4 separate regions of the Mus musculus genome follow, and all the other regions are linked to region 2. A link is a loop called in an ENCODE intact Hi-C map of the cell type or tissue named here. Cell type or tissue: left cerebral cortex. All regions are shown on one strand. Region 1 overlaps Lig1 (ligase I, DNA, ATP-dependent). Region 2 has its middle 58 kb from the start of Bsph2. Region 3 overlaps Lig1 (ligase I, DNA, ATP-dependent). Region 4 holds the start of Mzf1 (myeloid zinc finger 1).

Region 1 (8,000 bases), 210 kb before region 2:
TAAGGGAAAGCACCCAGATCCATTTACCAACTAAAGCAAGGACATTGGAGCATTCGTTATACAGGATGCCATGGTTCGCCTCGGGACAGCGCCCAGGTTTTTGGGGCCTGTCGCGCGTGTCGCTACTGGAGTGAATGTAGCAGCTGATAGAGGTGGGGTGCAGGCAGTGTAGCGATCCAGCCTGGGCTGGGTCAGATTTTTGACTGTTACACCCACTAGCAGAGTCGGGTTCTGTTTTACCTTTTGCCTGTGACTTGCCCTCCTCAAGCCTATACCCTCTTGGCTGTGAAATTCCTGCTTTGTTTCCCAGTGGCCATCGGTCATGGCCATCTCTGTCTGGCCCTGATATCCTTATCTTTTAGGGATTATATGACATCTTGGGTCCCTTTGAGGCTTTGTAGACTAAATATTGAAGAGGTTCCACAAAAGGTGGAGGCTGGGAGACAGGAGCAGGCAAATTGTGGTGGGCAAGATGAGAGTGGCCAGTCAACTCACAGCTGCTGTCCTATCCTCAGGTCCCTAAGCGGGCGGCTGCGCCTTGGCCTAGCTGAGCAGTCGGTACTGGCTGCTCTTGCCCAGGCTGTGAGCCTCACACCCCCTGGCCAAGGTGAGTAGCTCCGGCCCATTTTTATCCCATCACTGTGTTATCAGGGTTTCTTTTTCCCATCTATTGCCACATTCTCTTCTGAGAATGCACTTGGGCAGCCTACCTCATTCCTTGCCCTGTCACATGCCATACATCACCCTCTGTGACCCTGGACCTTTGAATTACTGAGGGGTCTTGCTCATTACTAAGCTGCTGGTTGGTCTTCTCATAGAATTTCCCACGGCGGTGGTGGATGCTGGGAAGGGCAAGACAGCAGAGGCCAGAAAGATGTGGTTGGAAGAACAAGGCATGATCTTGAAGCAGACCTTCTGGTGAGATGCAGGGTTGGGGGAGAATAATGACCAGCACATGAGGGACTGACGTGGGACTCATAATAGCAAGGGATTACGGTCTAGACCAGGATGATATGATGCTTGGTTATGAGCGGTGAGAGGCAGAGATAGCATGTGAGGACTGCAGGCACAAGATGCCCAGAGTTCCAGCCAAAGCCCTAAGGTACCCAGAGAAGAGGCTGGTGACTACTCATAATAGATATTACCAGCACAGAGAGGATTAGGGCTTTATAGTGAGCCATATATAACTTTGGCCAGCAGCTGACCTAGGACCATTAACTGACCTGGTGACCATTCCTGAGGAAAGAGGGACAGTGAGCAGTTCCATAAATGTCCCCAACCCACTTGATCTGCGCCTGACTTCTCTGGGTGCTGGGCACATAGCAGTGATGAGTTTCTCACAGATCTCCCAATGGCTCAGCCTCTGAAGCATCCACCATCTGCCAAGCTCTGTCTAACCCACTCTGCCTGGTCCCAGGCTAGCTGAATAAGTCAGCAATAGCCTTGAGTGGGACACAGTCACTGGGACATGAGCAAGGGGTAATGGAGGATGCATGCTGAGGAAAACAATCAGCATGATGTGTGGTGACTAAGAGTAGGACACCTGGTGACATGAGTTGGGGACATGGTCATAGAGATAAGTAGAGCCCAGGCATGGGCTGAGGGATCTCTATTCTTGCACTTGTATGTAGACAGAGTTTTCAAGTTAGGAGTTTATAGAAAGAACCTTCATGGGCTGGATGTGGTGGTATACACTTGAAATCCCAGTATACCCTTGGTATCTCAAGTTCTCTACCAACTTGGAATATGTAGCAAGATCCTGTCTTATAAAATCAAGGAGTGGGGTTGTGGCTTAGCAGTTGACTGCTTTCCTAGAATCTACCAGTGAGTGGCTAAGAGTGTGCTTGCCTAGAATCCACACCCTGGAATTTGCCACTGCCTGCTTAGGTCTGTCCTATCTGGGTTATGGGTATGGTATAGTCCAGCAGCAGAATATTTTCTTCATATGCCCAAGGCCTGGGTTCTACCCCTTCTTCCAGCACCATGGAAGAAAACAAAAGACCTTGTCATCTTGCTGTCTTCTCTCCAACCCATCCCTAGTGAGGTTCCTGACCTGGATCGAATCATCCCTGTGCTGCTGGAACATGGCCTGGAACGTCTCCCAGAGCACTGCAAGCTGAGCCCAGGTATCACTCCATGGGCCCTCAAAGCTGGGGCAGCTATTTTCTATGTGTGAACAACTATACCCAGACAGTTTCTGAGTACTTCTTCCCTTTGCTGAGACCCTTGTCTTTTCCCCCTCAGCTCTCTCTTGTGAACTGAGCAGGGCATGGAGTGCAGCAGCAAAAAATGTCCAGAAGGCAGTGGCTTGGCCACAGAATTTGCTATGTGCATACATGTTCAGAGCAAGGCAGGCAGCTGTGGCAGCATGTGGCTGTGCTCCAGTGTTCATCTAGGGACCTGGGTTCCTTCTATCTCATCCTTCTATTTGCTTCCTTTCACTCTAAAGCCTATATGATCAGGGAAAGGGGGGGAGTAACATTGCTTGTAAAGGATATGACCATATTACTTGTTCTGTTATTTGTTACTTCTGTGCCTATTTATGACCTTTATTAGCTTCCAGGGAGGCTGGTATGAGGACCCAAGTTTCTCTTCTGAAATGTGGGTAGTCCTCTCCCTTATGTCAGCAGAAGTGAGTAGTAGTCCAAAGACACATTGGTAGCTTTTGCCTTTCCCCTGGCCCCCCTAACTTGCTTTCTTTCCTCCCAGGGGTCCCTCTTAAACCAATGCTGGCTCATCCCACTCGGGGTGTCAGTGAGGTCCTAAAACGCTTTGAGGAGGTCGACTTCACCTGTGAATATAAATACGATGGGCAGCGAGCACAGGTATGGGCAAGCACAGCCCTTCCTGTATGAGGAAGGTACTCACTGTAGGTTAAGTGGCACTCTCACTCGTGAGTGCGTGCACACACTCTCTCTCTCTCTCTCTCTCTCTCTCTCTCTCTCTCTCTCATTCATTTACTTTAAATATAAGTTTAAAAAAAAGTAGGAAAAAGAAAGATGGTGAATGCCAGACACAGGTTACAGGTATCAGGAAACTTGAGGTGATTTGCTCAGATCTATGTAGTAGCTCTTTGAGCTTCCCAACCTATGAATGAAGGTGAGATCTGAAGACAGTGTCACATAGGAAAGACTTGCTTGATTTCCTCTTCTGTGATGGTAGATACATGTTCTGGAAGGTGGAGAAGTGAAGATCTTCAGCAGGAACCAGGAAGACAACACAGGAAAGTATCCTGACATTATCAGCCGCATCCCCAAGGTGAGCATGTGCTTGCTGGGCTATAGTACGGCCCCTCTGGACCACCCTGATTCTGTGGGGGTGGGGTTCATTAGGAGTAGGAGGAGCCTGGAAAATATATATCTGCATATAACAAACTTGGTTTCAGTGTGGCCTGAGCAGATGTTGCTTATATCTTGGATCTGGAAGCAGGTGTAGGCTGTTCTGACTCCACTATCTTTGGTTGGTCAGTTTTTCATCACCATTTTTGTCTCCCCATAGCCACTACATTCCAGACAGAAGCAATGAGGGTTTTAGGCTTTTGTCCCACCCAGCCCACTCCCCCCACTGTGGATACAGTCTAACACAGGTTCCTATGAATGACTTTAGTAGAGTCCTGGATCGGGCTGTCCAGTGGTGAGGCTGAGAGAGGATCTCAAGGACACAGGCCTGTGAGCAGCTGGAGCTTTATAAGTAGCTCAGAGGCAGAGCAGGGCTGGGCCTTAGGCCAGGGGTTTCTTTGCACCTTGTAGATATTGGGAATTGAACCCAAATCCTCTTCAAGAATATCACTCTTAACCACTGAGCACATCTTAGTTTTGCTGTATTCCAGAAGTGGCCTTAAGCAGTATGTTGTCTTCTATGCCCATTCTTATTCAGCAAGTGTTGATTAGGCATCTGCTGTGTGCCATAGCTTGTAGTACCGTAGCCAGGGCTTGCTCCCTTCATTAGTGATGGGCAAAGTGGACTCTGAAGAATAGGTCCAATATCTGTGACTGAGTAGAACCATAACTGTGGCTGAGCTACTGCTAGGTGATTAGAACACTAATCTAGAGTCTTAAACAATGAGAAACTGGAGGTGTACTTGACTTGAGTGTACCAGTGAGGAGCTGAAGGCATGGCTCAGTGATAGAGACATTGCCTTGAAAACACCAGTGAGTAACTGGTAGCATGGCTCATGATAGAACATGACATGTTTGCCTGACATGTACTACCCAAGACCCTATGTTCAATCCCTACCCCTAGTGAAGAACAAGTAGATTTGAATTGAACTTTTGTTTGAATTGTCAAGAAAGCAGAGTTCCTAAACCACAAAGTTAGCTCTGTCTGAAAGACAGTTCCTGACGTTGTGCCTGGGAAAAGAAGGCTTTCCAGGGAAGGCAGACCACAGGAAAGGGAATGGGGAGGAAGACAAGCAATTCAGAGGCTCAATGCTTTTGAGATACCTGTCCCTTAGAGACACAGACCACCTGCTGATGTGCTCAAGGAAAGAGAGGCTTAGGGGACCAGGCAAGGAGAGAGGATCAGGGGCTGATGAAGAGTTTTCCACGACTCAGGGAAGTGGCATACCATTTTTATCAGCAAGTACAGCCATAATAATCAGGGTTTGTGACAACTACCCTGTCTACTGGCCAAGACTATTGTAGTTAAGGTCAGCGCAGGATGGTAGACTAGCAGCTGGGGTGGTTGAGGCAGGATGTGGTGAGGTGGAGACAGTTTGGTTTAGGCAGACCTCAGAGTGGGAGTACTGGGTTCACAGGAAGTTGAATGTGGTTAAGAGAAGAGGGAAGTTTCTCTGGCTGCTGCTGCTGTGTCTGGTCTGTGGTACCAAATGACAAGTCATCAGGAAAGCTAGTGTACCTTGGTGAGGACTCTTGTGTCTTGCTGATGTCAGCTGTGGTTTGTGAGAGCAATGGGAGGGTAAAGGAATTCATTGGCCTGTCTTTTGACCTCGTCCTTTTGTAGATTAAACACCCCTCAGTCACATCTTTCATTCTGGACACTGAGGCTGTGGCCTGGGACCGGGAAAAGAAGCAGATCCAACCATTCCAAGTACTCACCACGCGCAAGCGCAAGGTAGCATCAACCCATATACTTCTGGAGCAGTGCTACACTTTGTTTTTTTCCTCCCAGTCCTGACTTTGGGGTTCTACTTGGTTCTCTAAGGGGCAGAATGAATCTGGATGTAGATCTGCTAGCTTTGGCAAAGTGGCCACCATTGTCCAAACCATCACATTCTTATCCCAGCATCCCAGTTAGGAAAGATAGAAGGGTCCTTTTCCTGTATATGTCATTTCACTATGAAAGCCTTATTGGGGAAGTCACATATCTTGTACCTCAGCTGGCTAGAATTGTGACATTTTATCATCATTAGCTACAAGGGAGGCTGATGAAGTCAGGATTTCCCAAGAGTCATCCTCATTTTGGGCTAATGCCTGCAGCATTGCTTCCTCCTAGGCAGTGTGACCTTAGCTAGGGGTAGGTGTGGAATGGTAGGGATCAGCCTGAGACATAGTGAGATAGGACACAGAATGCCACCTTCCCTCCCCTCATGCCTGGTCTTTTATTCTGTTTCAATTAGGAGGTTGATGCATCGGAGATACAGGTGCAAGTGTGTCTGTATGCTTTTGACCTCATCTACCTCAACGGAGAGGTGAGTTCTGTTTTGTGACAGGCGGCCACAGGGTAGCAGGTTGGAGTGAGCTTGGAGCTGTCTGTCTGGTTTCCATTTCTAATTCTACCCTAGCACTGAGCTGGGATGTCTTCCTCAGGCAATGATTCTCTTGAAGTGTGGGCTCTGGAGGCCAGAGGCCCTCACTCAGACTTTATTGGAGGGTGTTTTTGAGGACTCCTCTCGTGGTTTTACATTTGTATGCTTTTTCTTCCTGTCACGTCTGTATGAAGTAGGTTTTTCTCCCCATGACTGCAGGAACTATGGAAAAGCCAGCTTCTATTCTCTTGAACAAAAGGGTCTGTATACTGTCACTCAGCCGTACTCCCTCTTCTCACTGTTCATTTTTAAATAGAGGTGTGTTTTATGAAACATGCTGTTTGGAGATATGGAGGTATAGCACAGAAGTAGACTACCTACCTGCCTGGCTTGCTCAAGGACCCAAGCTTCATTTGCAGAACACAAAAAAGGGAAATCAAATGCTAATTGGGTGTATTGGATATACTGTTTTTTAATGAATTAAAAAGTCTTTAAATTTCAAATTTCTGTATCACAAATATCAAGAAATGTGACTCCCCCCCCCCCCCAATTCTTTCCCCCTAAATAGAAGCTCTTTAAATTAGAGTCCTCAAGTATATTTTAACAGGCTGGGGGTGTTGCTCACTGGTACGGTCCCTGCGTAGACTCCCCTAGTGAAGGAATGGGGTCATGGCTCAGGTGTTCTACCTGCCTAGAATCCCCTAGTGAAGGCCTTGGGGCTCAGAAGTAAAGTATGTGCCCAGTATTTATGAGACTTGATGTCTCATAAATATCTCTAGTCTTTTCTTTAAGAGAAAAGGAAAGGAAAGGAAAGGAAAGGAAAGGAAAGGAAAGGAAAAAGATTATTAAGGTTCTTGAGACTGAAAGTTTGAAAATGGTCACTTAGGGTATCAGAAATCATTCTCACCTCAGCCTGGTGAGAAATCATCCTGTGTGCTTATGGGGTTGGGCTTAGTGGTGAGATCTCTCATACTTTTCTTGCCTCGCCTTTCTGCTTCTCTCTTGATGTCCTCTGTCTGGCCAGTGCCAGTCAAATCTCTGTACTGGTCCTGATCTGAGTCTGTTACTGGGCCATCAGGACATTCTATATGGTCCTGGCAACTGAATCATAGAGTGCATATTGTATCCACCAGACAGAGGATTTTACCTTAGAGAAGAAAGGTGAGCAGAGGCTAGCCTTCCCATGGATAGATAGCATCTCATGCAGGTTATATCTGTCCAGTTTGTATGTATAAAGTTTGTGTGTGTGTGATCTGGCCTCAGCCTCCTAAGTTAGCAAGCAGGCACCACCCCTGCCCAGCTTACTGAACCATGTTTCATAAAGGACCTATCTCAACATCTTTGAACTTTGGTATCTGGGGCAGGGCTTCTATAGACATTGAAGGACCATTCCATTGACTAGTGTGTTTCTCACTTAGAAGGTGATTTCCACTCCTTCATTAGCATAGTGAAGATCCTCTTGGATATGTATATGGACTTCATGGTCCTAACCCTTGTTGGGCGGGGTTAAAAATGTAATAACTGGGGCCTGGCATTCAGCATGTAAAAGTGTTTGACAGGCAAGTTTCATGGTATGACTGCAGTCCTTGAAACCTATGTGAAGATGGATGGAAAGAACATGTGCCACAGAATTATCTGACCTCCATATGCATGCCTTGCCATATCCATACCTGCATACTATGATAAACAAACAAATAATAAGAACTAAATTATAACTCCACAAAGTGTTTATCTGTCACCAGGAAGCTGGTGGCTCCCCACTAGGTCTTTCTGAGTTCAGCATGCTAGTGGGATCTGCCTTTCTCTGATTCCTTCTTCTGCAGTTAAAGCTCTAATACAGCAGTCCTGCTGGTTGTTGATTCATCCTTCCCCAAGGTGTTCTATAACCACATCATTACGTGTGACTCTTGTGTATGCTGTCAAGGTCTGGACTTACACCGTTTTTGTTTCCTGAGTGTTGTCTACTTTTTTTTTCTCATAGTCCCTGGTTCGCCAGCCCCCTGTCTCGACGCCGGCAGCTGCTCCGTGAGAACTTCGTGGAGACAGAGGGTGAGTTTGTCTTCACCACCTCTTTGGACACCAAGGACACCGAGCAGATTGCTGAGTTCTTGGAGCAGTCAGTGAAGGGTGAGTGTAACTACTCTTCTCTCCCAAGGTTTGAAGCTTTGCTGTACCTGTGCTGACCATTTTCCCATCTCCCAAACCCTGAGATTTGCCTGGAATCCTGCCTGCTTATATCTTGTGAGCCACTGCTTCCTTAGTTAGGCTTCCATGTTTCCCACAGACTCCTGTG
Region 2 (8,000 bases):
ATCTAAAAAATGGAGTACTACTCAGCTATTAAAAAGAATGAATTTATGAAATTCCTAGCCAAATGGATGGACCTGGAGGGCATCATCCTGAGTGAGGTAACACATTCACAAAGGAACCCACACAATAAGTACTCACTGATAAGTGGATATTAGCCCAAAACCTACGATTCCCAAGATATAAGATACAATTTGCTAAACACATGAAACTCAAGAAGAATGAAGACTGAAGTGTGGACACTATGCCCCTCCTTAGAATTAGGAACAAAACACCCATGGAAGGAGTTACAGAGACAAAGTTTGGAGCTGAGATGAAAGGATGGACCATGTAGAGACTGCCATATCCAGGGATCCACCCCATAATCAGCATCCAAACGCTGACACCATTGCATACTCTAGCAAGATTTTATCGAAAGGACCCAGATGTAGCTGTCTCTTGTGAGACTGTGCCGGGGCCTAGCAAACACAGAAGTGGATGCTCACAGTCAGCTAATGGATGGATCACAGGGCTCCCAATGGAGGAGCTAGAGAAAGAACCCAAGGAGCTAAAGGGATCTGCAACCCTATAGGTGGAACAACATTATGAACTAACCAGTACCCCGGAGCTCTTGACTCTAGCTGCATATGTATCAAAAGATGGCCTAGTCGGCCATCACTGGAAAGAGAGGCCCATTGGATACGCAAACTTTATATGCCCCAGTACAGGGGAATGCCAGGCCAAAAAGGGGGAGTGGGTGGGTAGGGGAGTTGGGGTGGGTGGGTATGGGAGACTTTTGGTATAGCATTGGAAATGTAAATGAGCTAAATACCTAATAAAAAATGGAAAAAAAAAGACTCCATTGCTAAGGTAACTTATGAGGCAAAGAGTTTAACTGGGATTCCTATGCCAGAGGATTAGAATTTATAATGGCTGAGTGAAGGCATGGCAGCAGGAGCAAAACCTGAGAACTCACAACTCAATCCATAATCAGGAAGCAGAGAGAACAAACTGGGAATTGAGCAAATCTTCTGTACGGGGGTGAAGGCTAGGTCCATCTTGGGGATCTTATGTTTTCTTCTGGCCTCTGCAGGCACACAGTGCAGAGGCAGCATGCAGACCAATCATGCATACACACAAATAAATATAAATTCTAAAAATACTTGCAAACAGAGTTAAAAGATTGATGTTGAATAAAAGGTATAAACTTAAAATACAATAAAGTGAATATTGAACTAAAATATTTGTGGGTACAGTGGGGAATGTTGTGGGATTGGGGCACCAACCCACCCACAAAACCTTTGACCTACAACCTGTCCTACCTACAAGATGTGCTGAGGTATTGGTGGTGTGGAACTTGTGGTAGTGGCCAACTAATGATTGGTCTAACTTGAAGCCCATGCTACCAGAGGAAGCCTATTCCTGACACTGCCCTGATGGCCAGGAACTAGAAGCTGGATGGCCCAAAGACCTAGGGTAGAACCAGATACCACTGGCAAAAAAAAAAAAAAAGGAGAGTAAATTAAATAATTCTTAATGATATTCTGCTATATTCATCATACAAGTGCCCAAGCCAATTGCCATTAGAGAGGCTTCATCCAGCAACTGATGGGAGCAGATGCAGAGACACTCAGCCAAACATTAGGTGGAGCCAGGGGAATCCCAAAAAAGAGGGGAAGGAGGGATTATAGTAGCCAAAGGGTTTGAGGACACCACAAGAATATACCACAGAATCAATCAAATATGGCTCACAGAGATTGACGCAGCAATCACGGAGCCTGTATGGGTCTGCTCTAGGACCTCTGCATATATGCTATGGCTGTGTAGCTTAATTTTGTTTTGGGACTCCACACGATGGAAGTGGGGGTGTCTCTGACTCTTTTGCTTGTTCTTGGAACTCTTTTCCTCTTACTTGGTTACCTTGACCAGCCTTGATTTGAGAGTTTGTGTCGTGTCTCATTGTATCTTGTTATGCCATGTTTGGTTGATGTCCCTGGGAGACCTGCTCTTTTCTGGGGTAGGATGGCAAGTGGAAGCAGCAGAGATGCACTAAAAAGAAAAGAAAGAAACTTTCAATCCAAAATTTATCCTCTCTACAAGAAATTCAGTATGGAGACAGAGAAGAAACTGAGGGAATGGCCAACCAATTACCAGCCCAACTTGAGACCCATCCCATGGGCAAGCACCAATCTCTGATACTACTAATGATTCTCTGCTATACTTGCAGATAGGAGTCTAGCATGGCTGTCTTCTGAGAGACTCCACTCAGCAGCTAACTGAAACAGATGAAGAGACCCAGTTAAATATTGGATAGAGCTCAGGGACTGTCATGGAAGAATTGGGGAAAGGATTGAGAGTCCTGAAGGGGATAGAAACTTCACAGGAAGACCAACAGAATCAACTAACTTGGACTATGGGGGCTCTCACTGACAGAACCACCAACCAAAGAGCATACATAGGCTGGACCTAGGCCCTCTGCAGTATGTAGCAAATGTGTAGCTTGTCTTCATGCGAGTGCCATAACAACTGGAACAGGGGCTGTCCCTAAAGTTGTTGCCTGTCTGTGGAATATGTTCCCCTATCTGAGTTGCCTTGTCTGGCCTCAGTGGGAGAGGATTCAGGACTAGCTTTGCAGAGACATTATGTGCCAGGGTAGGGGGGGAGATATCTGGGGGGGCCTCCACCATCTCAGAGGAGGAGAGGGAGTATGGGGGAAGGGACTGTGTGTGTGTGTGGGGGAGGGGCAGGGGGGCCTGGGAGATGGGGAAGCAATGGGATGTTAAAAGAAAAAAGAAAAGGGGAGGGAAGATGGGATGGGGGATTCCAGAGGGGAAACCAGGATAGGGAATAATAACATTTGAAATGCAAATAAATAAAATATCCAATAGGGAATCCAAAAAGAATAAGAGTAAAGAAGTGTTCTCACAGCTTCTGTCTGAGCCCTTGAAGACTGGAGACTGAGTTAATTAGATAGGACGAAGTACAGTTGAACTTGTGAGCTTTGGTCTGTTGAATAGTTTAAGCTGGTTGCTGAACCTATTTATTTTATTATAGACATGACTTGGCCATATTGCCTGTTCTTTGTGCCACAGTACCCTCTACTGGCCAAAATGAGCTTTGTTGTCTCTGGATTCATTTTACAGCCTCTTGACAGTACTTTGTGGGGTGGTTATGTTTAAATTAGGGGATGTTTCTTCTGGGTATGTTGGGAATGTGAGAAGTAACCACACTGATACCCACATGGATGGAGACCATGTCTTTATAATTCCCAGAATTCCTTTGTGTCTGGATATCCTTGATGGAGGGATGCAACTATTGTTATCAGAGCTGACCTTCAGGGTTTCCTATTCTGCAGCTGTGTATATAGCAGATAAACACTGTTCCAGAGGTTGATCCACCAGCTGACTTCAGGCACAGAGCTAGACAAATCCAGAATTACTGTCCTTTAGTGAAATTTCCTGGCCAAGAGGTGTGTGGCTAGCTTTCTCTGTATACTCCATCACTAAAGTGGAACTCCTACTACCTGCTCATTATTGGCTTGACAACATCCAGCCCTCCCACTCTCTACAACTGTGACCCAGGTTTCTGTCTCCTCCTATGGCTGTATCAGACTAAACGCAGGCCCCCTGATTGGTAGATCTCTATCTCTGGTCCCTGAAGCAGTTCAGTTTTAAACAAAAGATTCCCTTTGAAGATACCACTAGGAGATGCTCCTTGAATTATACAGAACGACAAAATAAGATTTCTGTCCACAGCCTATCCATCTACCAGCGGGATTACTAACTCACCAAAATCCTGCAACTGGATTTGAGGCCCAAAAGAGCTAGCTCTAGGTTTGTCTGCAGGCAATACTGTCAGTGTGGTTGTCACCTTGACTGCCAGGCATAATTTTAGGATGAGGCTTCAGCTTCCTCTTGATACTAAGGATCTGTGAAGTTTGAAGCTGTGTTCTGCTTGTTTTACTTCATTTTTGCTTGTGTGTGTGTGTGTGTGTGTGTGTGTGTGTGTGTGTGTGTGTGTGTGGTGTGCATATCTATGTGCAAGTTTGTGTGCAGAGGCTAGAGGTCAGCATCGGGTGCTCTCTTTGGTCACCCTTAACATTTTAAAACAAAGTCTCTGGGAGAGGCTAGGTTTTCCTTCTCTCAGTAGTTATCAGTTGCCTGCTTGTAAACTTTTGTTCACAGCTGCTGTCCCTGTGAGAACTTCACCTTCCTCATTAGCACATTGATTCATACTGCCATTGATTGCACCACAGCCTTTTCTAGGAGAAAGTCTCACAGTAGAGTTCCTGGTCCTTTGGCTTTACAGTCTTTCTGCCTCACTACCACAATGTTCAGTCTGTCAGTGCAGAAATAAAGAATGAGCAGAGACTGAGAGAACAGCCAACCAATGGCTGCTCCAACTTGAGACACATCCCATGTGATAGAGCCAACCCCTGATACTATAAATAATACTATGCTATACTTGGAGACAGGAAACTAGCATAACTGTCTCCTGAGGGATTTCATCCAGCAGCAGAAGAAGGAAGATGCAGAGACCCACAGCCAAACAGGAACTATTATTTTAATGAAGATGTTACCTCATGTGTCCTGCAATGCAGATTCCAACATATTGCCTTGAAGAAACAACACATTAAGCAAAATAAGGAGTAGGCTGTGGGATATACACAACTTTTGACCAAGAGACTTGTGAAGGCCAAACAAACACTAGAAACAAATTACTAAGAGAATTAGTCTGTCCCTGCTGAGAACTTCTACATCTAAGTCTGAGTACAGTCAAAATTAAGTCTTTTAAAGCAACAAATAATCAGACCTTGAAATTTATTAATTTTAATTGAATATGTCACTTCCCTCCTTCCCTTTCCATCCTCAAACTCCTCCTATCTATATCTATCTATCTATCTATCTATCTATCTATCTATCTATCTATCTATCTATCTATCTATCATCTATCTAAACCTGATGGCCTTTTTTATTATACTATTGTGTGTGCACATGTTTACACATATAAAATTACTATATTTACATATATATTTATATCTACATATAAATACATAGATATATAAATATAACCCGATGAGTATGTTATTGTTGCTTGTGTGTATATGATCAGGCTGACAACTTTGTGTTGAATAACCTACTAGAAGGCTCATCTTTGGGAAAAGCTAATTCTCCCTTTCTCAAGTCATTAGTTGCAGAAAGTTCTTTGTCTAAATGTGGGATCCTCTGAGATTTCCCCTCCTATGTTAGTATGTCCATTTTGCTGTCCTTGTTCAGGTCTTGTTTAGGCAGGCATATTGGTGAGGTATCATGGGTGAAGCTTATTTGGTGTTTCTAGGATACTCAATCTCACAGCAGATGTCCTGTCCTCTGACTCTTATATAATCTTTCTGTCCCCCCCTTCCACAAAGTTTCCTGAGTCTTAGCTGTGGGAGTTGTGTTGTAGAAGTGTCCACTGGGGCTGGGCATTTGGTGATTAGTTGTTATTTCTATTTTGACTAGTTATGGCTTTCTGTAGTGGCCTCTGTCTGTTGTAAAGAGAAGTTTCTTTGATGAGAGGTGAGAGCCACATGTATTTGTGGGTCCAATCTTCTTAGTTTGCAGCTGAGTTTGATTTTCAGGTATATTTTTATAATTTTTTCTGCTTATGTTCATCTGGGAATGTGGTTTATAGTTCTGTTTTGTGTATTTTCTTCTAAAACTTCCATTTTATTATTCCATAATTTGTGTGTGTGTGTGTGTGTCTGTGTGTGTGTGTGTGTACATGTGAGTGCAGGTGTCCATGGAAGCCAGAGGCATTGTATCTCCTGGAGCTGGAGCCACAGGCAGTTCTGTTGCATTCTGCAACACAAAGAGCAACCTATCAGTGAATATTTCACCTTTTAAATAGTATTGCTTCATTATCCCCACTAAATTTTTGTTCTTTATTTTATTTAATTGAGTGATTTGGGTGGTTATCCCCTTGTATCCAGTCCTTCAATTGTCATTATTCTTTTTCCCAGTTAGTTGTTTTTAATCTGTTTTGTAGTACAAGACACTTTTAAGGCATTATATTTTTCAGTTTTGAAGCTCAAACTAGTTATGGAGAACAAGGAGGAGGTGAGAGAGGGAGAGAGACATAGAAAAAAGAAAAGAGACAGATGAGAGAAAGGTGAAAGAAAAGGAGGAGAGAGGAATAAAGAGCAAGAGAGAGAGAGAGTGAGTAAGAGAAAGTATAGAGAAAGGTAAAGATAACAAGAGCAAGAGAGAGAATGAGAGAGACAGGAGAGAAGAAAGAGTGAAGAGTGAAAAAGGGAGACATGCAAAGGTAGAGGAGGGCAGAATATAAAAATAAATTAGACCTTTTATTATGAAGAATGTATTTTTACACAAGTGAAATGATGGTGTTGGGAAGAAAAATGCAACATGGATTAGCATAGGAGGCAGCAGAAATGAAACAACATAGGAGTAATTGCAGATTCTAGAAAAGAATTTCATGTTATAGGTCAAGAAAACTTTCCCACTATAAGACAAATCTCAAATCAATATATGATGAAGATATGCCTTCTATCCAGAAAAATAGACACAGTTGTGAAGCTGATTCCTATCCAAGCAAAATGACACAATTAAGGCACTCAGATTTCTTCAGGTATCCCAACAGAAGACATCTGTCAAACAAAACAAAACAAAACAAAACAAAACAAAACAAAACAAAACACTCACTTCTAACTAATTACAGTGGTACATTAATCATTATTTAAACTATAGCCACCTACTATGCCATGAATAACAGCATTTATTCCTTCTATCTAAGTGTAACATTGCATCCGCCAGTCAACTTCTCCATGCCCTTTCCATCCTCCATTGCTGGTCTGTAATTATCTTTATATAAGCCAATTTTGGTTCACTCTCTAATCCAAAACAACCAGAACACAATGTACAAAGAATTAGTATATTTTGGTAATTGAGAATACAGTGGAGTCAGGTAACAAGGAGTGTGAAATACTAACCCAGATTTTATTAAGGCGTAAGACTAGTACTTAACTTTTTATACCATAGCCTCTCCATCTGTAAATTCATTCACATTGGCTGGAGAGATGGCTCTGCCGTTAAGAGCACTGATTGCTCTTCCAGAGGTCCTGAGTTCAAGTCCCACAACCATATGGTGGCTCACAACCATCTGTAATGAGATCTGATGCCCTCTTTGGGAGTGTCTGAAGATAGCTACAGTGTACTTACATATAATAAATAAATAAATAAATCTTTTTTAAAAAAAGTAGAGTCTATTTAAAAAAAATCATTCACATTACTGCTTTTCTTAGAGTGTTGTGGTTTGAACAATAATGTCTCCATAGACTGTTAGCTGCATTGATAATAGCAGAAGCAGTAGGTGAATACTTCTATATCATGTTCTGTGCCGGGGATTGTTTTCATTGCCATACACACCCTGAGTCATAAAAACTCTGCAATTTTATGACCATGGTTCTATTTAAACTCTATTTCCCACATCAGAAAGACAAAACACGAAGCTTTGTAGATCACACAAGCATATTAATTGCATTTAGATAAAATGACAACAGTAACAAGAATTCTTACTATGGAGGTTTATTTATGATAATTTGTCTCAGAGGCAGAAGTGAGAGTTAAATAAGATTTATCAGACTTGAGGATGGAGTGTTTTCCATTGAGCTAAGTAGATGCTTTTTGAATTGTATTAATTTATGTTTGCTTATTCAGTGAGCAGTTGGTGGTGCCATGATATGCAATGAACACAAGGAAGTTGGTAACAACTTCGGCAATTTGGCACAGAACACACTCTTCTTTAATGCACACCCAGGATTAGTAACTGGTTTCATATATTGTTGCAAATAATGCCTAAAATTCCACATACTCCTCAGAATTATATATATTAACTGAAAGTGCTAGTTTGTAAAAACACACACAGTTACCAAGGTTATCATTGGAAATGATTTTTAAAGTAACTTGCAAGTCAAGTTAAAGTTAAAGTAATTACTGGTTTTTTCTTTGGCAAGAATGGACATGAGAAC
Region 3 (8,000 bases), 220 kb before region 2:
ATGCTGTTGCCTGATGATGTCTCCTGCTGCAACTCTTTTGACTAAGAAAAAGGTCTCCAAATGTATATTTGTGTCAAGCCTGTCCCTGCAAGAAATCCACCCTTCATGACATATCCTCACAGGATGCCTCAGGCATAGGATAGAGAAAGAAAGGGAGGGAAGGATACTTAAGTACATATAATGAAGTCGAGTGTGGTGGCACACATCATAATCTCAGTGCTGGTGAGGTGTAGGCAGGAGGCTCAGGAGTTCAAAGGCAGCCTCTGCTACTTACTGGGATTGAGGCCAGACCTCACTACATGAGACCATCTCAAAAGGGAAAATAAAAAAAGTGAACGCCATGTTGGCACCTAGAAGATGCTCACTGCTCACTGAAATGGAAGAGAAGGGAATGCAGAGTTTTGTGGGTGATTTCCCCATGCTGCCTGCCATGTGCTCCACCATCTCCCTCCTGACTTCCAGGGTGGCGCTGAAGGAGAGGAATCAAGTGGTGCCCGAGAGTGATTCTCCAGTGAAGAGGACAGGAAGGAAGGTAGCCCAGGTTCTGAGCTGTGAAGGGGAGGACGAAGATGAAGCCCCTGGCACCCCCAAAGTCCAGGTAGGTTCCAGTAGCCTACTGGTTTCTTTTCTAAATTTAATTTTTGTGTGTATGTGTGTATATCCTTGCTGTGCACATGGAGGCCAGAGGACAACTTTGTGGTATTCTCTCCTTAATGAGTTTTAGGAATTGAACTCTGGTCTCTAGGCTTGTGCAGCAAGCACGTTTACCCACTGAGCCATCATGCTGACCTCAAGCCTGCCAGTTTCCTACTCACCCATGCAGCTGAGTACAGTAGCTATACAGGAAGACTGGGGACATTGTTCAGGAGATTGGCAGTCTCTGCTGTTGGTCTTTGAAGCAGGACAGTTGGGGTACAGGGTTCCAGTCTACCACTTCTCTGGGAGGTGGGGCTCATTTGGCCCCTTGACATCGTCATACCTCAAGTACCTCATGGAGAACATACCTGTGGTGCTGGCTGTTTCACAGTTATCCAGTAATTACGTAGGTCAGGTACCTGGAGTAGATTGATTATCTTAGAGTCTGGACAAGGCCTTTTGTTTCTGGAGCCTCTAGGGGAAGACTATATTCATGTCATTTTTGTTTTTTCCAGAAGCCTGTTTCTCCATTAGCTGAGACACTCTTATGTTCTCTTTCTGTGTTTTCTGTGGTCACATTTCCTGTGACTCCTCTTCTACTTAATTTTATTTTTATAGCTCATGTGTGTGTCTGTGTTTGTGTGACATGCAAGTGCATGCCATGTGTATGGTAGGCATCATGGGATAGTGTGCAAGAATTAGTCCTCTCCTTGGATCTTGAAACTACAAGGGAGGCTGAAAATGCAGTCTTTAGTCTCATGACCACACCACACTAGTTGTAAAGGAGGCAGGCCCATGATTGTATTAACTCCAAGGGAAGTTGGTACATCTGTAGTAAGTCCACCATATCTGTAAGTGTAAAAGGAAGATTCTGTTACTTTAAGAAACAGAATTAATATTGGTTTTTATAATGGCATGATTCTGGGTCACTAAAAGTTATGATGGTGGATCTAATGATACCTAGGTGAGAGAAGGTGGCCTGAGTGGGGATGGGACTAAGGAACCAGAAATGACGTTAGACATGAGATGCTGAGTCCATTCTGCTCTGAAGCATGTGGTAGCTGCGACTGCCAGGTGATGACAGGCATCTTCTTTATTTTAGAACTGTTCTTTCTGTCTCCTTTCAGAAGCCTGTGTCAGACTCTGAACAGAGCTCTCCTCCCAGCCCTGACACATGTCCTGAGAACAGTCCTGTCTTCAACTGCAGCTCCCCCATGGACATCTCCCCATCAGGATTCCCAAAGCGTCGAACTGGTAAGGACAGGCCAGTTTCATCCCTTCCATCCATACTACCCATGGTGATCGTCCTTCCAATGGTAGAACTGTGGTGGTGAGCATGGTTAACTGTCTCTGAGCTGTGTGACCTGTGGCAAACAACCTCACCTTTGCAGAGGTGTGGTTACTTTTACTTGTGGAACAGGTGGCCTGAAGTACAGTGCCAACTGCACAGAAGTGCTAGGATTAAAAGCTGATTCATGTAAAGTGCATGGGCCTGATTTGGCTCACAGTCAGTGCTTGGTATATGTGGGAAATTGTGATTGTCATGAGGAGTGATAGTTGCTGCACAAGGCTCTGAGTAGAAACACAAGAGTGCAAGTATGGAGTCTTCTGGAAGAGCAGGTAACTAAGCTGAGCCCTGAAAGGCAAAGGGAGCCAGGTGGGATAGGAGAGGGGAAGAGAATTCCAGGTTGTATGAGTGAATTAGGAACATGTGGGTCACTTAAGTTTGGAGTTCTGTCACAGGGACCACAGAAATCAAGGAGACACTGAATGAAGAGACTGGAGAACATTCTAGAGAATCCACCTGAGACATTGAGACCTAAATGGAAGTAGAAGAATTGGTATGGGGAAGGGCCAGGTGAGGGCCATATGTGACCTGAGGACTGAGCATGCTCTGATGGTTTGAGGTGACTGAGATGGGTACTTGTAAAGGTTCAGTGGACATCGGGAAGCTGGTGCATGCTGTCAGAACTCATTCAGTTCAGTCATGCCGTCTACAGGCATGAAACTGAAAACCCTAAACTCTGCAACACCTCTGGACCCAAGCATTACATATGGGGTGCTCCACGAAAGCAGGCCTCAGCAAGGGAAGTCTTTCCAGTCTCCCATGAGCAACTCGGGTGTGGGAATCTGCTTTTTTTATGGAATGCTATTTTTAAAACCCTAAACACGATGTGTGAATTGCCAGGTACATACGTACAGCATGTCAGATTTGGAAAACTAAGTGTATATTTATTTTCTTCTCCCCCCCCCCCCATACTGTGACAAAATCCCTTCCAGAAGCATGTAAAAGGTAGGAGAGTTTATTTTGGTTCCGTTTGACAGTGCAGTCCATAATGATTGGGAAGGCATGACAGCAGGATTATGTCAGGAAGCAGAAGCAGATAACGCTGGTGCTCAGCTCACTTTCTCCTCTTTGTTTTTATATATACCTGGTTCCCCACCCATAGTATGGTACTACCCAAACTCAGGGTGAATCCTCCATAGTTAAAACTCAACAGAAACCCTCACAGACACAGGGATTCCAGATTTAGTTAAGTTATAATGAATATGAACCCACACTCAGCATTAAAAAAAGACTGCTCGTAATTTAGAATTGAAATTGTACTGAGATCATGATATATAGTTAGAACTAGGTTCTCCAGTTTGGCTTTGTTTTCCTCTCCTTTAAACACTCAAGTTTAATATCACATATGCAGCTTCCTGAATGCTTCCCTGGGGCAGAGCTGACTCAGAAGTCAGTTGTCCATGTTGCCTAGTGAAGGTTCGGAAAAGGCATAGGTGTCACAAAAAGACTTTGAGAGGTAGGAAAACAGGACACGTGTGGGAATGCTAACACTGGTGTTTCTAGAGAGTACAGTGTGGTATGAAGAGGCAGATTGAGGATAGCATGTGACACGAGCTAGAGAGGAATGTAGTGGCTGGATCCTCAAGGTTCTCAGACACCATGCTGCGGGTACTGAGTACATCCTGTTATCATCATTTACTGGAGCTTGTTTCCTTTCTCATGATGCAAGAAAGGGAGGGACAGACAGAATAAATAACTCACCCAAGGTCACAGATTCAGAGCTGGAAAGACGAGGTGTACACTGGGGTAGTGGCTATGATAGGTAAGAAGAGGATGGGGATCCAGAACCTTCTAAGTCTCCACTTTCATCAGGCATTGTGTCTGATCACTGGGGCAGACATAGACAAACTGCTGGTCAGCTACAGTGCTCCCTTTACCTTTCCAGCGCGGAAGCAGCTCCCCAAACGGACAATTCAAGACACTCTTGAGGAGCAGAATGAGGACAAAACCAAAACAGCTAAGAAAAGGAAGAAAGAAGAAGGTGAGGGAGCGGGATGTTTGTGTGTGTAGTGTCCAGTAGGTGTCACTGTTTTCCTGTGGAGATTAGACTGTCGAGAGGGTTCCCTTTATCCTGGGATCAATGCAGGGAAACAGCCACAGAGATGGAGCTATTGATCATGGGGGCTGTGTGTGATGCACCAGTTGCAGTTGTTGACCCAGCCAGGATCTTGTTCATGTGATAATAATAAAAATCTCCATATGGCTTAGTTTCCCATGACAGGTTTGAATTATTTAGAGGAGTCTTGATTTCCTATTGGCAGTTTGTAGTCAATAAAAAAATTAACTTAAAGTTGGCGATTTTGCCAATTCTGAGTATCTCCTGGAAAAAGAGGAGTATCTTTGTTCTAAGGCAAATTTCCCCCAGGTTAGAGTCTGTAATTTTATCATTACCCTGGTGGTATGACTTTTTAGTATGTTTGTAAATCAAAATGTACAGGATAGGCAGGTGCTCCACTGCTGAGTTACATGGATCTTGTAACCCAAACTAAAAATGGAATTTACTCTGTGGTCCAGGCAGACTTTGGACTTGTGACCTTTCTGCTTCAGACTGTACTGGGTGGGAGTGCCTTTAGGCCTCACTTCCATTTAACTTTTCTGTCTGTCATGAGGAACAGAGACCCCAAAAGAAAGCCTCGCAGAGGCTGAAGACGTAAAACAGAAGGAAGAAAAGGAGGGGGACCAGCTCATAGTCCCCTCTGAGCCCACAAAGTCCCCTGGTGAGTTGCTTATTCCTCTAGCTTCCTGATCCTGCTTGGGGCATCACTTGTCTGTGGAGGGTGGTTCACTGAAACAAGGCACAGACTCCCCAACATGGGTTCAGTGTGAACTCCAAGATAATCAGAGGTTTTGCTTTTACTATTGGGTTTATTGCTTATTTTACCCCATGCATGTGGGAAGAAAGGAAAGAGCCCTAAATAAAATGCTTTTAGACATCATGGCTGTCAGATACAACAAACTGAGTAGGTGTTTATTAAGTGCAATATCTAAGCTTAGTTACAGGATTTAGAAGAGGGAGTATTCTTGCAGCTTCTGTTCCTTGGTGTCCTTGAGACCCCTGTGTCATGTTCACTTTTGCAAGGACACTTTTAGGCATATACATATACATGAATCATGTTAGTTGTTTTTTTCTGGTGGTGGAACCCAGGGCCTGATATATGCTAGGCACATGTTTAATTCTGAGCCATACCTCAGTCTTCTTACTAGTGGGAGAGGCAAGTACTCTGTTACTGAGCTACGGCCCCAGCCTCTTACTGGAGGATTCTTTTATTTATTTTTTTTAAAGAATTACTTAATTATTTTATGCATGTGAGTACACTGTTGCTGTCTTCAGACACACCAGAAGAGAGCATCAGATCGCATTACAGATGTTTGTGAGCCACCATGTGGCTTCTGGGAATTGAACTCAGGACCTCTGGAAGAGCAGTCAGTGGTCTAGTTGCTGAGCCAAGTTTCCATTGCTCACTGGGGGTTTCTAGGCAGATGCTCTACTACTGAGTCACACCCCAACTCTGTTTTGTCTTTTTGTTTGTTGGGTTGTTTGTCTGAGATCTTACTATGAGGTTGCTTTGTAGTTTTGTAATTCCCCTACCTCAGTGTCCTGAGTAGCTGGTATTTCACACTGATGGCCACTCAACTGGGTGATGAGGTTTCTTTTCACTACCATTCCTAAGTTTGCAATTTTTGGACCATTGTCAGCTATGCTTTCATTAGCACTGAGGAGTGAACATTAGGCCAGAAAGGCCTTGTATTTACATAGCAGATAGAGAAAGGTCAAAATTGCTCAATTTTCCACTCATAGGGTGCAATGACTTTGGGATTTTAATGTTTAGTGCTAGAAACTTTATAGTGAGTGGTAATTTTATGGGAGGTTTCTGCCCCATTCTATACTTTTTGCTCCAGAATAAATGACACAGAGACATCAGATTTTATTAACAAGCTGCTGGTATTATGTTTCGCAAGTTCTGAGCTATTCTAACCTGATTAGTCTATTAATAACCGGATAAATTGCCTGTTATTGCCTGCCAACTGAGTCTTGCTATTTCCATGTATATCCTCAGGGTGAGCTTCTCTTGGCATGTACTTGTGGTCCATTCTCATCTTCCACCCTGCCTCATGGCAACTGTCTTCTGCTATCCCTTTTCCTTCTCTCCCTTGTGGTCCCTACCTGAGATCACCTCATCTATCCAAAGTCCTACCTTTCTCTCTCTGGTGCCCAGTCACAGGCTCTAGCTTTTTAATTACCCGTCAGGGATTACTGGGGAACATTCTTCACAGCACATTGGTCAACACAATCCCCATGTCCAGACTGCAGCCTGATCTTGGGGTACAGAACTCAGCATCTGAATACAGAGTGTACAAAACCAACTCCAACACTGTTTGTATCACTATCTACCCCTTCTCATTTCAGAGTCAGTAACCCTGACAAAGACAGAGAACATTCCAGTGTGTAAGGCAGGAGTGAAACTGAAGCCTCAGGAAGAGGAACAGAGCAAACCTCCTGCTAGAGGTGCCAAGACACTGAGCAGTTTCTTCAGTGAGCACCTTTCTCATCTTTATCCATCTGGGCTGTGTGGGCAGCAGATTGTGGGGCTCTATTCAGGCAGTGCTGGCTGAATAAGGCACGGGAGTTGGGCCTATGAGGAGTAGGGGCCTTCTACTTCCTGTCTTTCCTTGCAGCACCCCGAAAACCAGCAGTGAAAACTGAAGTCAAACAAGAAGAGTCAGGCACTCTAAGGAAGGAAGAGACCAAGGGGTGAGTCAGTGCCCAGGTCTGAGAAACATCTCCTAGCACATTCTTTTCTGCAAGTCCATGACTCAGCCCTAGCTTGGGTTTTCTCCTCTTGCAGGGCTTGGTCTTTGGTCAGTGTTTTAGACACTTTTGGGCCCTATTGCAAAGCCTTAGGATACAAGCAGAATAAGAACTATTTAGGGAGTTTGCATACCCACTGATTGACATTTTGTCTGACTTCCAGCTTCCAGTATGACCCTCCCCAAAGGGCTAAGGGCATGCAGCAGGGTAATCATGGTAGTAATTCTTGCCCCTCACCCCCTACTCACCTTCCTAGAGTGGTTCTGCGTTGTTCCCAAGACAAAATCTTAAGCCTCGTTTCCCACTGGTATCACCCAGCACTCTATCCTCAGTTCTTAGTATACTGATTCCACCATAATGAGCTTACCAGGTTGAGTACATGCTCTGGAAGTAGCAGACATCTACATTGGAATCTCCTGAGGGCCTCTCTGTCAGCAGTGAGGAGATAGGAATGTGTTAACCTTTGGCTTTGTGAGCTAGGCCCAACACATAGTAGAAACATTTTTTAGACCCAGAGTTACCCAATTTCACCTTCTTTTTGCCTCCTTAGAACCCTGGATCCAGCAAATTATAATCCTTCCAAGAATAACTATCATCCCATTGAAGATGCCTGCTGGAAACATGGCCAGAAGTAAGGGATTAGCCTTCCCATGCTGTTTTAAGTTCTGCCCCCGTGACTATGAGAGGCTGTTGTTTTGGCCTCTATTGGAAGAGCTGCCACATCTCTCCCATCTCTGTTTCGAGAGAATTATGGGAAGGGATAGTGGATAGTTGCCTCTGCATTTATCTCAGGAAAATGTGAAGAGGCAGGGTGGCTACAGGATGTTATGGCTTATTCAAGTGCTTATCATTTTTCTTTTCCTTTCTCAGGGTCCCTTTTCTCGCCGTGGCCCGGACATTTGAGAAGATTGAGGAGGTTTCTGCTAGGTAATTATAGTTACTCAGGCATGGGGGCAGGTTCTTTGTGACTCTGTTCTCTGCATGGCATTGTGTGCTGCTTCCTGCCCTTCAGTCGTTCCGCACCTCTTCTCATCATGGTCATTGTCCATTCACAAAAATGGGTGATGTAATTTTGAGGCCCAGCCTGAGAAGACCCTGAGCTTCTCTTTTCTTTTCCTTTTGGCTTTGAGACAAGGCTTTTCTATGTAACCCTGGTGGTTCTGGAACTCACTATGTTGGCCAGGCTGGTCTTGAACTCAAGAGATC
Region 4 (8,000 bases), 460 kb before region 2:
GGACAGCCCTACTCCACCCAATCCCCCATCTCAGCTTCTCTCAGGCCAACAGGTTTCCATATATCTCCAATACCAGAAGCCAACTCATCACATCCAACAGCGATACAAGTCTTCAGCTCTCTAGTTTAGTTGGTTGGGAGGTGACTGGGACTTCTGGGTACCCTTAAAGGCTCTCAACTCATTAGACCAACAGTCTGCAAGGGTACTACTTTTGCTGTGCCTATGTCAGCTATAGTTTCCTCACTTGTAAAAAGGACTGACTTCTCCCATGATACTTTCTGCAACTGGGACTTTGTGAAAATCTAAATTTACTATTGCAGTGGCATCAGCTTAGAGGCAGCTTGATTTCTGTGGGTTACACCTCTGCTCTTTAGGGTGCTAAGTCAACTCGAAACCCTGAGAGAAACTTGGAACAGCCATAAAGCAAGAAGAGGTTCCGGAAATACATTTCCCAGAAGTCTAAGTGAGCATCCTCGCTTTAGGGTGCCAATGTGTCCGGTCGCCGTGGCACCTGTGGCGATCAGCGCGGTAGCGCGTCAGCACAGGGCCGGTTTGCTGGGAGTTCCTGGACCCCCTACCGGCGCTCCGGGTCTAGCTAGACAGCTGGAATCCCAGAGTCCACTCTACCCAGACTCCTCCCTAGGCCTTGAGGTGAAGGGACTCCCAGCCTTCCTTCAATGCTCCGAGGGAGGCTGTGCCCTCGTGAACATGCGCACTCTCGTTCGCTTGCTCCATATCAAACTACATATCCCAGACTGCTTTGCGCGCAGCTCCAAGCCCTTCTGCCCTTCCCCCACCCCAGCCTCCGTTTCTACCCTTCTTCCCGTCCCTAGGGGATTGCGCTGGTTGCAATAATCAGCTCGCACTCCTGGACGTCTCTTCCCACACTCCCGGCCACGAATTCAGGCGTCAGGGCCCCGACGACGTGCACAATCCTCTCGGGGGGCAACGGATTCAAGCACCACCTTCCAGACTGCGCATGCCCCCACCACTTTTTTTTTTTTTTTTTTTTTTTAAATGTCAGTTCTCTACCGGCCTTCCAGGGATTTGCAGGGTTCTGCACCAATCACCGCTCTCACTAGGACGCCGTCTCCCCGTCTCCATGGCAACGACGGGTTCGAAAAAGAGCGTCCGCTGGGCTACCTGCGGAACCACTGAAAGAAAGGCTTAGCAAAATGCTTTCTGGGAGTCGTAGTTTGGAGGGTGCTGTGTGGGTGCGCAAACGCAGCACCACCGGATCTCTTTTGTATTTCTGCGCGGTGGGTAGGAGTGAGCGGGACTCCATGGTAACTAAGGGACCAAACCTGGTGGTATCCTAGGTAACGACCGCACTACTTGGTTTAAGAAAGGTCAGGATCTGTGGCGAAGCCAAGGGGAAGGGACAGGGACACAAATACCCAACGAGATGTCTATACAGGAAGGCAGAGATAGCCCCATACAGAGTCGGGGGAGAGGATGAGAGGGGTGGGAAAATTGTGAGGGGGAGACTGGATGCTAGGAGAGACTGAATATAAGTGAACACACATAGGTATGAATGAAAAGGGGGGAGGGTTAGTCATTAGAATCAGAGTTAGAACCTGAGTCATGTCAGAAAATTTAGGAAGAAGAGAGAAGCAGAAAGGGATTGGGATTAGGAAAGTGAGACATCGAAACTCTAGGGGCCAACCCAGAGTACAAAGGTAAGTGGGGAGAAATTAGAGATATAGTAAAGATGTTAATAGAGATACGGTAAAACGGACTGATAGGTTTCAAAGACTGAGGGATGGCAACAAAAAATTAGATGTGCGTGTGGGGGAAACATTTTCAGAGAAAACTCACACAAAAAATGACAACACACCAGAAAGAGGACGGGGACCAGTCCTCTAGTTTCCTAGCATCATTTACCAAACAATATTGCGACACCTGACTACTTAAACATTACCTCTCCTCCCCCATTTTTTAAATCTGTGATTGAAGTCGTAACACTATTCTGGTAGAAATTGACTTACAAGAAGCTGACAGGTAGCCGGGCGTGGTGGCGCACACCTTTAATCCCAGCACTTGAGAGGCAGAGGAAGGCGGATTTCTGAGTTCGAGGCCAGCCTGGTCTACAGAGTGAGTTCCAGGACAGCCAGGGCTATACAGAGAAATCCTGTCTTGGAAAACAAAACAAAACAAAACAAACAAACAAACAAAAAAAGAAGCTGACAGGTTGCAAATGAGTTCTGCCCAGCCATCACCTGGAAGGTAGCTAAATATCTCTTTATCCCTACACCTAACCTTTTGTTTTATTTCAGATTCATTTAGATTCATTTGTTGCATCTTCCTGAAACTACCTTTTGCTACCTTTCTGTTTTCCTTGAGGTAGTGGAAGCCAGATGCTGGGGTGAAAACCTAGCTCAGAGAGGTAGAAAAAGCACCCAGGTGACCTTCTTTCTCAGCTGAAGTTCCACCGCAAATCTCTCTCTCTGTCCCAAGAAACCTTCACATTGAATGTCCTCCCCCACTTCTACTTTCTGAATGTCTATCTGTCCTCTGGGTTCCCTTTCTCTCTCTCTCTCTCTCTCTCTCTCTCTCTCTCTCTCTCTCTCTCTCGCACGTGCGTGTGCATGTGCGTGTGCATGTGCGTGTGTATGTGTGTGTTTCTTAATATGTCTATGTTCAGTCTCTGTCAACTGGCTTCTTGTTCTGCTTCTTGACCTATGGTTGACTTTATTTAATCCTGTTTACAATACTCAAGCAGAAAGCTCTTGGATTAAAGGTGTGTGCTATGGCGGAACCACACCACAACTAAAAACAGTTTTTTTTTTAACCCCAATAAATAACACAACCTTGGGGTTTACAGTGTGATATCCTGCAACACATAAGTTTTTGACACATCCTTGAGAGTTGTGGTTCTAATCTAAAAATAATTTATTTTAGACAAGATTTCACTATGATATCCTGGAACTCTATGTAAACAGAGTACCCTCATACTTAAAGATCACCCTGCTCTTCCTTCCAAGGACCTGTGCTATGGCCACTGTGCCCAGTCTTTTGTTTTTGGTAATGTCTGGAGTAGCCTAGGTAGGCCTCTAGCTCACTGTATAGCTATTGAGCTTGAACACCAGACCCTTTTGCCTTTACCTCCCAGTTGTTGGGTGGTGACTGTTAACACCGGAAAAGGGAGAAATAAGAGAAAGCACTGAGCAGTGAACCAGCCTGAAGCTGGAGCCCCATTATAAAAACAATAAATCTTGTAGCATCAGGTCCAGCAAGCTGCAGTGGTTTGATTGCGCTTCAGTGGCTCCTGGGCAGCCCCGAGGGCCTGCTGTTTGTAGCTCAGGTGGTCTCTTTCTCGTGCTGGCTCCACTTATTATCTGTGTCTTTTCTCAGCAGCCACACCATGTGCTGCATTCCCACCATCTCCAACATCTTGAGGGTCTTCACCCTTAGGGCATCACACACTGCCCTCTTGTGGGTGGGAGAGGAGGAGGTGTCTCCCAAAGACTAAGAGGAAGAAAAGTACAAACCAGCACTGTGGCCTGGTCAGTGTTCATGCGTGTGCTTGGTCAGTGCCCTCCAGTAGCAGAAGTTTAGCAGGACTGTTGTATCTGACCTGAATTCTGGAGTGGTGGCATCTAAGCTTCAAAGTAGTTTTTTGTCAGTGATTGTTATCTGAGATTTTATAGGGTTGTTCGTTTGAAGGGTACTCAGAGCCTTTGCATAACTTAGTCTGGAGACGTGCCTGGCAAACCAGGAAGTCTCTTATGGCTGAAAATTGCTTAGGTGATGGTCTTTTCTGACAACAGCAGCTTCAGAGAAAGTGGTTTTGATATGTGGAAATTGACTTGCTAAAAGTGCCTTTAGTGAAACAATAAAAAGCTTTTAGGGACCATCCGGTCCTGAGCGGCTGATCCCCCCCTGCTGCTTGAGAAGCCTAAATCCATCCTGCAGTGTCCCTCTTTTCTTTGGATCAGCATAAGGACACCCTCTGTGGACATGCAAACTGACTCAATCTCTCTGGTAGATCCTCTCTTTCCCCTCTCTCCTTTTAGCTAGTACTGTTCCAGTGAAAATTGCATCTCTCTTTCTCTGTCTCTCTGTCTTTCTGTCTCTCTGTCTCTCTCTGACTCTGTCTGTGCTCTGTCTCTGTCTGTCTGTCTGTCTGTCTGTCTGTCTGTCTCTCTCTCTCTCTCTCACACACACACACACACACACACACACACACACACACACACTCACACAGTCTCACTATGCCCTGACTGTCCTGGAATTCACTTTGTAGACCAGCCAGGCTGGCTTCAAATTCACAGAGATCTGCCTGCCTTTGCCTCCCCAGTGCTAGGATTGGTCATGCACAACCATACCCAGTATTGTTTATTCCCCAGACTTCTGATTACATTGACAGCTAAGGTAACTGTAGTTTGACAGCTAGAAAAACTTTCACAGATGTAATCTGTTATCTCCTTACCTGCCTTTAATGGGGTTAATGTGTTTTACAACCACTGAGGTATCCACAACTTTCAACCTACTCCTTTTCTGGTAAGCTTGCCCCTGCCTCCCTGAAACAGAATATTAATATGTAGGTCTGCTTGTCCTCAAACTCTCTGTGTGGACCAGTCTCAAACTTACAGTGATCCACCTGCCTCTGCTTTTCCAACGCTTGGATTAAATCATTTGCCACCATTCCTGGCCAAGGCATTTGTGTGTGTGTCTGTCTGTCTTTTTTTTTTTTTTTTTTTTTTTTTAGATTTATTATTATATCTAAGTACACTGTAGCTGTCTTCGGATGCACCAGAAGAGGGCGTCAGATCTCATTATGGATGGTTGTGAGCCACTATGTGGTTGTTGGAATTTGAACTCAGGACCTTCGGAAGAGCAGTCAGTGCTCTTAACCACTGAGCCATCTCTCCAGGCCCCCCCCCCCCTTTTAAAAAAGATTTATTTATTTTATGTATATGAGTACACTGTAGCTGTACAGATGCTTGTGAGCCCTCATGTGGCTGTTGAAAATTGAATTTAGGACCTCTGCTTGCTCTGGTCAACCCTACTCACTCTGACCCAAAGATTAATTTATTATTATAAATAAGTACACTGTAGCTGTCCTCAGACACACCAGAACAGGGAGTCAGATCTCATTACGGGTGGTTGTGAACCACCATGTGGTTGCTGGGATTTGAACTTAGGTCCTTCGGAAGAGCAGTCCGGTGCTCTTCCCTACTGAGCTATCTCGTCAGCCCTGTTTATTATTTTTTAAAGATTTATTTATTTATGTATATTAGTATACAGTAGCTGTCTTCACACAAACCAGAAGAGGGCATCAGATATCAGGTCCCATTACAGATGGGTGTGAGCCACAATCCACAATGTGGTTTCGACGAATTGAACTCAGAACCTCTGGAAAGAGCAGTCTGTGCTGTTAACCTTTGAGCCATCTCTCCAGCCTGCCTGTTAAGTTTATAAGTACCACATATGTGTTGGTTTCCACACTGGTCAGAAGTGAAGGGACTCTAACCAGCACAAACATGGCAAATGTGGCACTGGCGGGCATTGCCCTTCTCTCCAACTCCTTCTGTCTAGAAAAAAATTCTTAAATTACATCCCTAAAGCTAGCCATCAAGGTCTGTTTCCTTAGTTGGCCACTTCCTCCTTCTGGGGTTGTTTATCAAAGTCTAGCTATCAAAGTATTGAAGTCCACCAATCAAAAGCCCCCTTTGTCTTACCTAATTAACATGACTAACTAAAATTATGCATCTTGGGGGCTGGCTCAGAGGTTAAGAGCACTGATCGCTCTTCCAGAGGTTCTGAGTTCAATTCCCAACCACCACATGGTGGCTCACAACCATCTATAATGGGACCCGGTGATCTCTTCTGGTGTGTCTGAAGACAGTTACAGGTTACTCATATACATAAAATAAATCTTTAAAAAGAATTAAGCACCTCATCCTAATATCTTTATCGTTATGAGCTGCCATTTGCCAGAGGGACGCGTCTCCTCTCTATCGGGAGGCAGTCCTTCGCCTCTCTTCAAGACAAGTACCCCTCCTCCCTCTCTCTTGTTTCCTTTGTCTTCTCCTTTGTCTTCTCTCTCCAGTCTTTGTCTTTTTATTTCCTGCCTTTTGTCTCTGTAGGACAAATAAATCTCCTTTGTGCTAAGAATTTGGTCTTGGGGTCCTGCACTGATACCAGTCCTTTTAAGAAGGCATGGAATCAGCCCGGAAGTGGTGGCGCACGCCTTTAATCCCAGCACTTGGGAGGCAGAGGCAGGTGGATTTCTGAGTTCGAGGCCAGCCTAGTCTACACAGTGAGTTCCAGGACAACCAGGGCTACACAGAGAAACCCTGTCTCGAAAACCAACCAACCAACCAAAAAAGAAGGCATGGAATGAATCCCTTGTGTCACGAGCAAGAGGATAGATGCACATTGTTAATATAACAAAAGTTACACGTTATTATGCTGAGGGTCATCATACAAAGTTCACACTCTGAAGGCTGTTCACCTGTGTGACATAGCTGAAAAAGTCAGGTTCAGTTTCTTTTTCTTTCTTTCTTTTTTTGATGTTACTGAGTTCTGGTTATCAGGGTGCAGTCCTGGATGTAGTGGTTTTCCTGACTAAGCTATTTTTTTTTTTTTGGTTTTTGGTTTTTTTGAGACAGGGTTTCTGGCTGGCCTCGAACTCAGAAATCCGCCTGCCTCTCCTCCCGAGTGCCGGGATTAAAGGCGTGCGCCACCACACCCGGCTGATATGTTTTAACAATATTTCTGTTGTGCTTTGTTTGTTTGTTTCCAGTTCTTAGCTAGGCAAAGTAGCCAATGAATACACTATAACCAGAATCTGGTATGCTATAGTTAACATGGTTATTACTGTGATGGAACACAGTGATTAAAAGCAAGTCGGGGAGGAAAGGGTTATTTTGGATTACACTTCCACAGTACTGATCATTACTGAGGAAGTTAGGTCCTCAAACTCAGATGTGTGTGTGTGTGTGTGTGTGTGTGTGTGTGTGTGTGTGTGTGAACCTGGTGTTGTGTAATAGTTTCTTCCAGTGTGTTTGAAAGCCATCTTACAGGAATCATCCATCCTGACCAAGTACGTTTTATTCCAGGGATGCAGGGATGGTTTAATATACGAAAATCCATCAATGTAATCCATTATATAAACAAACTCAAAGACAAAAACCACATGATCATCTCGTTAGATGCAGAAAAAGCATTTGACAAGATCCAACACCCATTCATGATAAAAGTTTTGGAAAGATCAGGAATTCAGGGCCCATACCTAAACATGATAAAAGCAATCTACAGCAAACCAGTAGCCAACATCAAAGTAAATGGTGAGAAGCTGGAAGCAATCCCACTAAAATCAGGGACTAGACAAGGCTGCCCACTTTCTCCCTACCTCTTCAAAATAGTACTTGAAATATTAGCCAAGCAATTCGACAACAAAAGGAGATCAAGGGGATACAAATTGGAAAGGAGGAAGTCAAAATATCACTTTATGCAGAAGATATGATAGTATATATAAGTGACCCTAAAAATTCCATCAGAGAACTCCTAAACCTGATAAACAGCTTCGGTGAAGTAGCTGGATATAAAATTAACTCAAACAAGTCAATGGCCTTTCTCTACACAAAGAATAAACAGGCTGAGAAAGAAATTAGGGAAACAACACCCTTCTCAATAGTCACAAATAATATAAAATATCTTGGCGTGACTCTAAGGAAGTGAAAGATCTGTATGATAAAAACTTCAAGTCCCTGAAGAAAGAAATTAAAGAAGATCTCAGAAGATGGAAAGATCTCCCATGCTCATGGATTGGCAGGATCAATATAGTAAAAATGGCTATCTTGCCAAAAGCAATCTACAGATTCAATGCAATTCCCATAAAAATTCCAACTCAATTCTTCAACGAATTAGAAAGAGCAATCTGCAAATTCATCTGGAATAACAAAAAACCTAGGATAGCAAAAACTCTTCTCAAGGATAAAAGAACCTCTGGTGAAATCACCATGCCTGACCTAAAGCTGTACTACAGAGCA

The links. Hi-C counts contacts between places; a loop is a spot of excess contacts. Peaks named below come from ENCODE experiments on the same cell type or tissue, not always from the same donor. Only the 100,000 strongest peaks of a DNase experiment are listed, where the experiment ranks them.
Region 1: a loop joins it to region 2, with 5 times the contacts of the local background. A loop is called at or near these places in 3 of 42 quality-filtered maps.
Region 3: a loop joins it to region 2, with 21 times the contacts of the local background. A loop is called at or near these places in 23 of 42 quality-filtered maps.
Region 4: a loop joins it to region 2, with 8 times the contacts of the local background. A loop is called at or near these places in 9 of 42 quality-filtered maps.

Annotation. Positions count from the first base shown.
Region 1 is chr7:13,298,222-13,306,221 of GRCm38, forward strand. Lig1 (ligase I, DNA, ATP-dependent) reads left to right here. Exons shown (of 29, transcript NM_010715.3): 15 at 516-607; 16 at 819-918; 17 at 2,041-2,126; 18 at 2,710-2,825; 19 at 3,163-3,258; 20 at 4,963-5,073; 21 at 5,579-5,650; 22 at 7,689-7,707; 23 at 7,709-7,834; 24 at 7,992-8,000. Among named protein-coding and RNA genes, the nearest start is that of Lig1, 23 kb to the left of the region's middle. In left cerebral cortex, no CTCF peak of the experiment used is centred here; a DNase peak (open chromatin) is centred at 4,811.
Region 2 is chr7:13,508,671-13,516,670 of GRCm38, forward strand. No RefSeq gene overlaps it. Among named protein-coding and RNA genes, the nearest start is that of Bsph2, 58 kb to the right of the region's middle. In left cerebral cortex, a CTCF peak has its summit at 3,074 (motif pointing left); a DNase peak (open chromatin) is centred at 3,076.
Region 3 is chr7:13,284,795-13,292,794 of GRCm38, forward strand. It overlaps Lig1 (ligase I, DNA, ATP-dependent), which reads left to right. Exons shown (of 29, transcript NM_010715.3): 4 at 463-598; 5 at 1,764-1,890; 6 at 3,870-3,965; 7 at 4,600-4,701; 8 at 6,393-6,518; 9 at 6,662-6,737; 10 at 7,345-7,425; 11 at 7,665-7,721. Among named protein-coding and RNA genes, the nearest start is that of Lig1, 10 kb to the left of the region's middle. In left cerebral cortex, a CTCF peak has its summit at 3,988 (motif pointing right); DNase peaks (open chromatin) are centred at 2,766, 3,367, 3,982 and 6,564; H3K27ac peaks cover 229 bases.
Region 4 is chr7:13,053,666-13,061,665 of GRCm38, forward strand. It overlaps Mzf1 (myeloid zinc finger 1), which reads right to left and starts at 1,099. Exons shown (of 6, transcript NM_145819.2): 1 at 816-1,099. In left cerebral cortex, CTCF peaks have their summits at 1,060 and 3,433 (motif pointing left); DNase peaks (open chromatin) are centred at 780 and 1,127; H3K4me3 peaks cover 1,541 bases; H3K27ac peaks cover 1,455 bases.